Regions from separate parts of the Homo sapiens genome. Here region 2 is linked to region 1. A link is a loop called in an ENCODE intact Hi-C map of the cell type or tissue named here. Cell type or tissue: Calu3. All regions are shown on one strand. Each heading gives the region's core, and the rest is flanking DNA. Links, peaks and the distances in the headings are about the cores only.

Evidence for each region. A loop is a pair of places that touch in the nucleus more often than their neighbours do. Peaks named below come from ENCODE experiments on the same cell type or tissue, not always from the same donor. Only the 100,000 strongest peaks of a DNase experiment are listed, where the experiment ranks them.
Region 2: it touches region 1 in a loop (2.1-fold over the local background); 3 of 110 quality-filtered maps call a loop at or near these places.

The regions. Positions count from the first base shown.
Region 1 is chr7:47,097,992-47,103,375 of GRCh38, reverse strand. No RefSeq gene overlaps it. Among named protein-coding and RNA genes, the nearest start is that of SNORD151, 360 kb to the left of the region's middle. In Calu3, for the core only: a CTCF peak has its summit at 2,353 (motif pointing right); a DNase peak (open chromatin) is centred at 2,365.
Region 2 is chr7:47,151,049-47,156,432 of GRCh38, reverse strand. No RefSeq gene overlaps it. Among named protein-coding and RNA genes, the nearest start is that of SNORD151, 310 kb to the left of the region's middle. In Calu3, for the core only: no CTCF peak of the experiment used is centred there; DNase peaks (open chromatin) are centred at 2,672 and 3,122.

The DNA of each region.
Region 1 (5,384 bases), core at 231-5,230:
ATCAAGACCATCCTGGCTAACACGGTGAAGCCCCATCTGTACTAAAAATACAAAAAATTAGCCGGGCGTGGTGGTAGACGCCTGTAGTCCCAGCTACTCGGGAGGCTGAGGCAGGAGAATGGTGTGAACCCGGGAGGTGGATCTTGCAGTGAGCCGAGATTGGGTCACTGCACTCCAGCCTGGGTGACAGACAGAGTGAGACTCCATCTCAAAAAAAAAAGCCAAAAAAAAAAACCAAGAAAAACCCACACCTTTATTTATGTGTAGCAGAAATAGGTAATTTTTTTTTTTTTGAGATGGAGTCTCACTCTGTTGCCCACGCTGGAGTGCTATGGAGCAATCTCGGCTCACTGCAACCTCTGCCTCCCGGGTTCAAGCAATTGTCTTGCCTCAGCCTCCCAAGTAGATGGGTCTACAGGCATGTGCCACCACATCCGGCTAATTTTTGTATTTTTAGTGGAGATGGGATTTCACCATGTTGGCCAAGCTGGTCTCGAACACCTGACCTCAGGTGATCCACCCGCCTCAGCTTCCGAAAGTCCTGGGATTACAGGTATGAACCACTGTGCCCAGCCAGAAATAGGTAATTTTATTCATAAGAGACACACTTGTTAGGTCCTAAGGAGGCTCTGAGTTATTGGTGGTAGCTGAGTGACCTGTCTAGAGGCTGTGGACTGCAGGGTCCACACTCAAGGGGTGTCAGGCTTGGGGCACAGAGCTGAGCCTGGGCACAGAGACCATGAGCAAAAGAGGAGCCAGTGGCATCTGAGGTGGGTCTGGCCAGGCCACGGAGCTGCAGGAGATGAGATGGAAACCAAGTGCTGGAATGGAGCCAGGTGGGGTTTTTAAAATTTGCTTGTGTTTAATGCTGCTTGCTTCATTTCTACCAGGGAAAAGAGGAATTGCAAGCCGGTTATTTATCACTTTCTTCCTCTTTTTAAAAAATATGTAGCTTAAAAATTACTCTAGTAGTAACTCGTAAATAACTCATAAATAAGTACCTTTTGGTGAACCTTCTTCTAGTATCTCTGCTATGAATGTTTTGGAATAGTTATTTATATATCTATATAGTTTTATTCCACATTTATCTACAAATGTGAACTATATAGTTAGTTAAAATTATGTAAAACACATTTCTATATGTTTTATCACATATATAATCTATATTCTAATTTTCTACAAATACATGGTATTATTCATTTTTCACATTATTATAAAATATTTGCTAGAATATATTTTGCCTGCCATGTAACAGCGGCACATTGTTATATGGACTACAGTGGGTTGAACCTTTCCTCTTATGTGGAACATTTATGCTTTTTCAATCGTTCACTATTATGCATGTAAATGTTTTCTTTTTCTTTGCTCAGGAAGTATCCTAGGATAGAACCTTACCAACGCTGTGATGGGAATCAAGTTGTGAACGTTACGAAGGTTGTCACAGCTTGCAGATTCAAGCCTCTTCAGAATACAGGTGGGCTTGTCCCTGCTGCTGGCCACTGGCACTGCAGGCAAGGACCTGGCCTGGAGGGTCCCCAGCCCAGGCTTCGTGTAAGGGACAGGCCCAGGGAGGCTGGTGCCCTGCTGTGAATGTCACCACCACAGTCATATTCACTGTGATCAATAAGACATGAGCCCATGGCACGCAGTCCCGGCAGCCCTCCTGTGGTATGCCCCAACTCCACCGTGTGCCAGCTCACTACCTGCTTCCATGGGCTCTGCCTCACCTGGCCTGCATCTGTGTGAGCCAGGAGAGTCAGAACACCCGTTTGTGCTTCCTCCTCTCCTCAAGGACATGTTCATTGCAGCATTATTCACAATATCAAAGACATGGAATCAACCTAAATGCCCATCAGTGATAGACTGGATAAAGAAAATGTGGTACATATACACCATGGAATACTATGCAGCCATAAAAAAGAATGAGATCATGTCCTTTACAGGAACATGGATGGAGCTAGAGGCCTTCAAGGGCCTGCTGCCGACAGACCTGGTTCCTGGTGCTGGGAAGGTCCTTGCTAAGTGCTGCTTGTCCTCCTATGTGCTTGGGAGCCTAACACTGGCTCTAGGGCACATCCTTCCCTGGCTTGGGGCCCACCCCAACACTCTGAGTGCACCTGAGAGCTTAGATGCAGCCTCTGAGGTTGGGCCAGTGTGCTCCTCATACCCTCTCTTTTGTCATAGACCTGGGCCTGCATCAGATCTTCCTCCTCCCTGTCCTTAAATCAGGAGGTCCCAGGTGCTCAGGGCACATCTCCTGCTTCCACCACTGCAGGCCCTGCCCCATTCCCATCTCCAAGACCTACTGAGCTTCCTCAAAGCAGAGCCAGTTTCCACTGTAACATGAGGCGGTGCCCTGCAGAGGGCGCTCAGAAGTGGACTACCCTCTAGAGACACGCTGAATTGGCAGAAAGACAGGGAGATCGTTTCCTTGCAAAGTGAAACAAGGATTTTTATTTTGTCTTGGCTATACATAAAGTCAAAGCTGTTCTTGAATAAATAAGTGTTTTCCTGAGGTATATAGTCTTATAATCATCATTCTAAGTAATTTTATATTAGGTTCTTAAGTTGCTTTTACTACAGATTCTTCTACATTAACCATAATGTTGTGAGTAAACATCTTTGTGCATATACATTTTCCACATTTTGCTTGTCTTAGAATAGAGCCCCAGAAGATGGTTAAATTGTGTCATCCTTCAGAGTTATTGCCCAGTTGCTTTCAGGGTAGTTGGTGCCAATTTACCCTGCCATCCACTCTGCAATGTATGAAGTGCCACTTCCACCATACCCTTGTCAGCTGCGAGTATTCCATTTTTAGAGCGTTTTTTTAATTTAGTCAGTAAACTAAGTATAAATCATTGATTACTAAATTTAAAGAAAGGCTTTTATGAAACTAAAATTTTGAAGTCTAGTTATTGGCCACCTATCAAAGGAACCTGTTATGTACTTAAACATTTTCTACAAATAATCTTGAGATGTTATTTTTATTTCATACCCTTTAATCACTGCATCAAATTATATTGTGGTTGTCAGCATATTTGACACAAAACACGTTTTAAAATTTGGTGATTTGCTTATGGAGTTTTGAGGAAAAAAGCTACTTTAGCTTAAAATATAAATGGAAACGTGGCATGTCGAACTGTGATGAACAATAAATTTCCTATAAAACAGCTTGAAATAGTATCAAAAACCTGATCTCATTTTCAAGGCAACTGCATGGGCTTTCTGGAATTGATTTAGCAGTCTTTGAAATGTTTAGCCCTTACATTGAGAACGTACATAAATACCCACATCAGAAATGTCATGGCTAGAACAAAGAAATCAAGGTGCAAAAATAGTGCTCTTGGAGAAGTCCTTCAATGCAAGCATTACCACATTTGCTTCAATATTTATTTTTGCTCAAAAAAACCTCTTTTGAGGGAGATCTGGGGAACTCAGACCGCACTGCGGTTGGCAGTTGTTTGCTGCATTTCACAGGGCTATGTTTTAGGAAAAATTCTGTGTTGTGCCTTCTCCTGGAAATTAGCACTCCTATGAAAACAGAGCAATTCTTCTCCTTTATTTTATCTTGTACATATTTTTGCTTCCTGAACCCATGGGCTCCTCTTTTTCAAACATTTATTTTAAGTTCAGGAGTGCAAGTGCAGGTTTACATGGGTAAACGTGTGTCATGGGAGTTTGTTGTACAGTTTATTTCAACACCCTGGTATTAAGCCTAATACCCATTAGTTATTTTTCCTGATCTTTTCGCTGCTCCCACCCCCAACCTCCAAAAGGCCCCAGTGTGTGTTGTTCCCCTCTGTGTGTCCACGTGTTCTCATCATTTAGCTCCCACTTAAAAGTGAGAACATATGGTATATATTTTTCTGTTTCTGTGTTAGTTTGCTAAAGACAACGGCCTCCGGCTCCATCCATGTTCCTGCAAGGGACATTATCTCATTCTTTTTTACAGCTGCATAGTATTCCATGGTGTATATGCTACATTTTTTTTATCCAGTCTATCACTGATGGGATTTAGGTTGATTCCGTGTCTTTGCTATTGTGAATAGTGCTGCAATGAACATATCCGTGCATGTATCTTTATAATAGAATGATTTATATTCCTTTGGGTATATGTCCAGTAATGGGATTGCTGGGTCAAATGGTATTTCTCTCTTTAGGTCTTTGTGGAATCACCACACTGTCTTCCACAATGGTTGAACTAATTTACACTCCCACGAACAGAGTATAAGTGTTTCTTTTTCTCCATAACCTTGTCAGTGTCTGTTATTTTTTGACTTTTTAAATAATAGCCATTCTGACTGGTGTGAGATGTTGTCTCATTGTGGTTTTGATTTGCATTTCCCTAACGATCAGTGATATTGAGTTTTTCTTCTTATGATTGTTTGTCATATGTATGTCTTTTGAAAAGTGTCTGTTCATGTCCTTTGCCCACTTTTTAAAAATGAAGTTGTTCGTTTTTGCTTGTAAATTTGTTAAGTTCCTTATAGATGGTAAATATTAGATCTTTGTTGGATGCATAGTTTCCAAGAATTTTCTCCCATTTTGTAGGTTGTCTGTTTACTTTGTCGATAGTTTATTTTGCTGTGCAGAAGCTTTTTAGTTTAATTAGATCCCACTTGTCAATTTTTGCTTTTGTTGCAATTGCTTTTGGGATCTTCATCATGAACTCTTTGATTGTGCCTGTGTCCTGAATGGTATTACCTAGGTTGTCTTCCGGAGTTTGTTTGTTTGTATTTTGAGACAGGGTCTTGCTCTGTTGCCCAAGCTGAGTGCTGTGGCATGATCATGGCTCACTGCAGCCACAACTTCCTGGGCTCAAGAAATTCTCCTGCCTCAGCCTTCTGAGTAACTGGGAATTACAGGTGTACATCACCACACCAGGCTAATTTTTGATTATTTGTAGAGACAAGGTCTCACTCTGTTGCCCAGACTGATCTCAAACTCCTGGGCTCAAGTGATCTTCCTGCCTTGGTCTTCCAAAGTGTTGGGATTACAGCCCGGCCTCTTCCAGAGTTTTTATAGTCTTAGATAACTAGTTTTTGACAGAAGGTGTGTGACAGGGAAAAGCACGACAATGAGCAGTGGGTGACCTTTGCCCCGTGACCTTGGCAGGACTGCCCTCACCTCTCACCTCATGGGCTCTAGGACCATCCCTCATCCCCTCTGAGGATGGATGCAGGCTCTCATCCATCAGTGTCTCCTGTGCAATAAAAAGTGTGAATGCCCCACTCCTAGAACAGAAGGAAGGGGCTGGGCAAGGCTCAGGGGATGGTGCTGACACCTCGTGAGTCACTACATCTCTCAGACCCTCAGCTTCTGTGTTTGAAAGTGTGGGGATTGGGCAGGTGCGGTGGCTCACACCTGTAATCCCAGGATTTGGG
Region 2 (5,384 bases), core at 293-5,292, 53 kb before region 1:
TACACTAGTCCTCTTTTGGTGGCTAGAAGCATTTCTTTCTAGTTCTTTCTTCAAGTTTTCATCTCTGCTTCCATTAGTTATCTGTTACATATTGCCTCCTTTTTCTATGAGAGTTCTTAACATATTAATTATAGTTATTTTAAATATGCTGTCTGATAGTTTTTAAATCCGTATGATGACTAATATAAAGTATCAACTTCACTGGATTGAAGGATGCAAAGTATTGTTCCTGGGTGTGTCTATGAGGGTGTTGCCAAAGGAGATTAACATTTGAGTCAGTGGACTGGGAGAGGCAGACCCACCCTCAATCTGGGTGGGCGCCGTCTAATCAGATACCAGCGTGGCTAAAGCAGGCAGAAGAAGGTGGAAGGAGTGAACTTGCTGAGTCTTCCAGCCTTCATCTCTTTCCTGTGCTGGATGCTTCCTGCCTCCAAACATCTGACTCCAAGTTCCTCGGCTTTTGGACTCTTGGACTTACACTGTGGTTTGCCAGGGGCTCCTGGGCCTTCACCCACAGACTGAAGGCTGCACTGTCGGTTTCCTTGCTTTTGAGGTTTTGGGACTTGCACTGTCTTCCTTGCTCCTCAGCTTGCAGATGGCCTATTGCAGTACTTCACCTTGTGATCATGTGAGTCAATACTCCTTAATTAACTCCCCTTCATATATACATCTATTCTATTAGTTTTGTTCCTCTAGAGAACCCTGACGAATACACTCTGTATTACTTAAGCCTAGTTCTAATGTTTGCTTTGTCTCATAAGAAGTGTTTTTTCATGCCTTTATCATGCTTTGTCATTTTTGTTGTTGTTAGAAGGTAAATCAGAAGTGAGGTCAACAAGATGAATCCCACTGTTATGTTGCTAGAGCCCTTCTGGTGTGGGGTTAAGATATGCCCCTGGCATTTTAAATTTGGTAAAACCCTAGAAACTGAAGATAAAAAAGAGAAGACCAGCTCTGCATTGGTGAAGTCGAATGGAAAAATGAAGAAGCACCAGACAAGTGTCTGTATGGGGGATTGGGAGCCAAAATCTGCCCAGCACCTCCGGTCCTAATGCTGTGCTCTGCCCTTTGATTTTTCTAAAGCTCATGCTCATGAACTCAAATAGTAAAATAATTGTGAATTGAGAGAACTGCTTCTCCGATATCCTGATATTTTTTTAAAAGTGTCTGTTTATGTTGTAGATATGAATTTACATATATATAAATTTAGGTGTGCAAGAAATGTAACTTTATTTTTTGGTACCTGATCACAATTTCTATGTTGAGTTCCTTAATTTCTGAAACCTAATGCTTGATAACTCTGGATGACCTCACTCTCTCCTTTATTTCTCAGAGGATGCCCGAGGTTTAATGGCTTGTGATTTTTGCAGTGCTTCTCTGGGCTGGTAGCCACTGAGCCATCCTTAATTCTGCCTGTTATTTAGTTGTTGGCATGCATTTTCACAACTATGTTCTTCAGTGATCTCATCCTCAGTTTTAATTATCTCTGCATCTGACTAATCTTCTTTATAGTTTCATGCTATTTGGGGGAGATGGGAAACTGATGTTTTTGCAGCAATCTGGGCTATAGGGAATTGTTGGATGGAGGTTGTCCCAGACGGTTCTAGCCTGCTGCTCCCTTGCCGGGCTTGAGGCTGCACTGCTTCCTGGGGCTTCAACAAGAGGGACATGTGAAGGTCTACTATGCCCTCAGGTTCCCCAGGCCTGTCTAGAATGTTCTCTTCTCACACTAGACCTGCCTTGGAGTGGACCTGGAGCTCAGACCTCAAGTCAGAGATGCTGCTGAATAATCAAGCTTCCTGTCCTTCCGCAATTCTCTGTTCCTCCCATGATTTGGGGGATTTTTTTTTTTTCTATTCTGAAGGATGGGGAAAGTTATCACATACTTGTTGACTTTTGAGATTTAAAAACCAAGAACTGGCTCTTTTATGTTCAGTGTTCTACCATCAAAATCTTTTCTTGGCAATCACCTTCACTTGAATGTCAAAAGGGGGTAATAAGGAAATATCAGGAAGGAAATGTGCTTTGGTTAATATGAAAAACATTTTTCCTCCAGATTTTTCAAGTGGATTGCTACAGCTCTAAAATAGTGGCTGCTGTTTCGACCTATGGATAATTAGAACATTAAAATGCACAGTGTGACATACAATCATGAGAACGAAGGACACAGAAGATTCAAATAAGCCATGCATGAAGAATGTGACTTAGATTGAAATGATGTTTTTGAATTTTTTTTAATGGGTCACTATTTTTATTCCTGAGATGGGGTGAGTGTGTGTGGAAAGTTGTTGTAAGTGGAGGGCAACAGAAATTCTGAGAAACGGTGAAACAGCCATAAAAATGAAGGGGAAAGTTTAGACCAAGGGAAAATCACTTGCTCTGAATTGTAAGTAATGTGGACTAGCAACTATCAGGAAAATGGTTAAAATAATAGTGGATTCCATTTCTGTGTACCTGCAGAGGCTCAGGTGCTCGAGCTGGCTTTTCATATAATGATTACAAAAATAACACGTGCTACCACTTTCCTGTGTGCCAGCCATTGGCTGAATGCTTCACATGGGTTAATTAATTTATTTTCACAGCCTGAGAGAGGTTAAATAAGTAACCAAACAGCACAGGTAGCTGGTGCAGCTGGCTTTAGCCCCAGGTCTGCCTGGCTCCAAGGCCTGCAGTAGTGGCCTGTGAGCTGCATTCCTGGCTGTTGTCATGGTGATGCAGATGAGCTACCTTGTATGCGGGACCCGTGCACAGGAACAGAGCTACCTCCCATGTGGCGCGTGTTTACCTGTATGTGTGGTTTTAACATATCTGCAAAGAGCATATCTGGGTTTTCAAGCAGGAGAGACTGTAAAACTATGTTTAAACAGTATGGGGCTGAGTAAAGCATCCTGTGATATATGTTCTCCAGAGGAGAGCAAATTGGTTGGCTGTTATTTTTATACTTTGACCTTGTGAGTTTTATTTTTAATTAATAATTTGACAAAATCTGAATAAGGATTTCCAAATTTTTAAGGGGAAAATTCTTTCCATTCCTGTTGTAGATTTCACTGACCATTAGTCTTTTAACTGCCCTATTTCATCCTGTTTACAATGAGCTGTTACGTAACAGATCAAAATGGCAGCGTTCCAAGAACTTAACTGCTACTCAAATGTCAGTTGGGGTACGTAGTGTTTGAAATATTTTTCACTTGCTGTTAATAGCTGTTATGTGGTTCCTGTGTCCAAATACTAAGTGCATTTGCTCATAGATGTTCGCATATAAAGAATGAGATCTGGGGATGCTGAAGTCGATGTCATACTATCATTAACAAATTTATGTTTTCATAACTTTGCTACTAAGCTTAAAGATGTGTTCCCTTCTTTTTATTCTCAGAACATTATGAAGCTTTTTAAAAATGGGAAACACATCATAGCATGTGAGGCAAAATTATACCCAGAATCTAATAAAATTAAAAAAGAGAGAGTTTAGTAAAGTGGGAAAAATAATGGTTTAACATCGGGGTTCCTGGATTCAAGATCTGTCAATGCCCAGCCATGCGATCTTCATTTTGGACATTTTAATTCTCTCTCCAGTTAAAAAATGAAGTTCAACTAGACAACCTATAATCAAGCTCCTAGTTTTAAGACTTAAAATTGTCTATAAAGAAATACACTGGGAGAAAGTAGAAAACACTTGACTCCTGGGTTTGAAAACCAGGCCTCTTATCTCTGAGCTGGGTAGCTTTGGGTGAGGTATATACTTGACTGTCCTCAAAGTTCATTAATAAAGTGGCAGAGTAGAGTGGGCAGGGGTTGAGCACCCTTTAGATGCTAAAATTGTAAAAGTATATAACTCTTCTATGGATATTCCATTTCTTTTTCTCAGATATGGAATTTCTTATTATGGAATTTTTTGAGATATGGAATTTAATTATAATATTATTGTTCATTATTATTATTATTATTTATTGTTTATTATTATTTAATATTAAATATGTGTTTATATTTCTATAAACTCCTGTTCATTTTAAACTCTAGATCAACCACGTGAGTCTCTTACACAGGAATGACACTATTCCTTTTAGTAGTTCGCATAATTTTAAATACTTGAGTTCCTATAATTTCACACATTTTAACTCCATGTTTTAACTCATGCACACTCAAATGTATGTGTGAGCACATACATGCATGCTTGTGCATGTGTGTGTGTTTGGCAATGAAAGAAATTTGGACATTTTTGTGGTGTGGGTCAAAAACAATTTTTATTGCTATACTTAAAACCAGAATCTAGTAAAACTCTCGGCATCTAAAAATGGATCTCTTGTTTTCCCTATACGACCAATAAGTAAGACCGATGAAGAGTTCCTGCTCTCTCAGGATTAGTAAAGGTAATGTGATGCTAATTTTTAAGATGGTCCATATGCCATAACAGAGTGTCATCGTAAACAGGAGGAAATACGGCAGTTAAAAGACTAATGGTCAGTGAAATCTACAACAGGAACGGAAAGAATTTTCCCCTTACAAATTTAGAAATCCTTACTCAGATTTTGTCAAATGTTTTGACTAAATGTTTATAAGCTTTAAATAAATACTAAGTATAGAGGCATAATACTGAATATCTGAAATATCTTTCTGAATTTTTTTCTTTTTAATATATGGGTTCAAGGAAAATTTCTTAGTAAATAAAAGTTGGAATAAATACGTTTGTCATTTATTATATACAGGTAGTAGCTGCTGTATTTTTCATAATCACTGTTAGCAGTTGTGGTTAAGCCCCTAAAATCATGTTTTTCTCTCTGAAAGGGGTTTTTAGGAATCAGTCACCCACTTTGTCAGTTCTGCCTGGCCTGATCTCCACGCCTCATGTTCCTTTTTGGGGTGATCCTGTGAGAAGCCTGGTGCTGGCAGGTCTGGGAATTCAGGAGGGCCTTGGAGTGTGTTCCCTACACACTTCACTGTGCTCTTCCACTCTGATCTATATAAGAGAGCAATTTAATGTGAATCTATTTTGAATAAAATAATTAAAGCAAATGTGTTTTGAGAGAAGTTCATTCATGCCAGCTGGAAACCGATAATATAAACACAAATATTTAGTGTGTGGCTTTCACTGTTCTAGGAGCTGAAGGCAGAAAATAATAAAATCACTGACCATATAGAGCTTACTTCTTAATAAAAATGATGGCACACTAGACAACTAAATCTAGACTATTTTAGAACCTTAACCTTAGATTATTCATGTTGATTCATGTGTTCTTTCATTTCTTAACTCATTCAACAAATATTACAAAGGATAACATAGCTCAGGGTAGGAACATTTAATTGGTAGGCAAAAGACGTAGAATTCTGCCCTGAATCAAATCACTTACTGTGTGTATTAGTGATTGACACATTCCTCACAAGCCTAC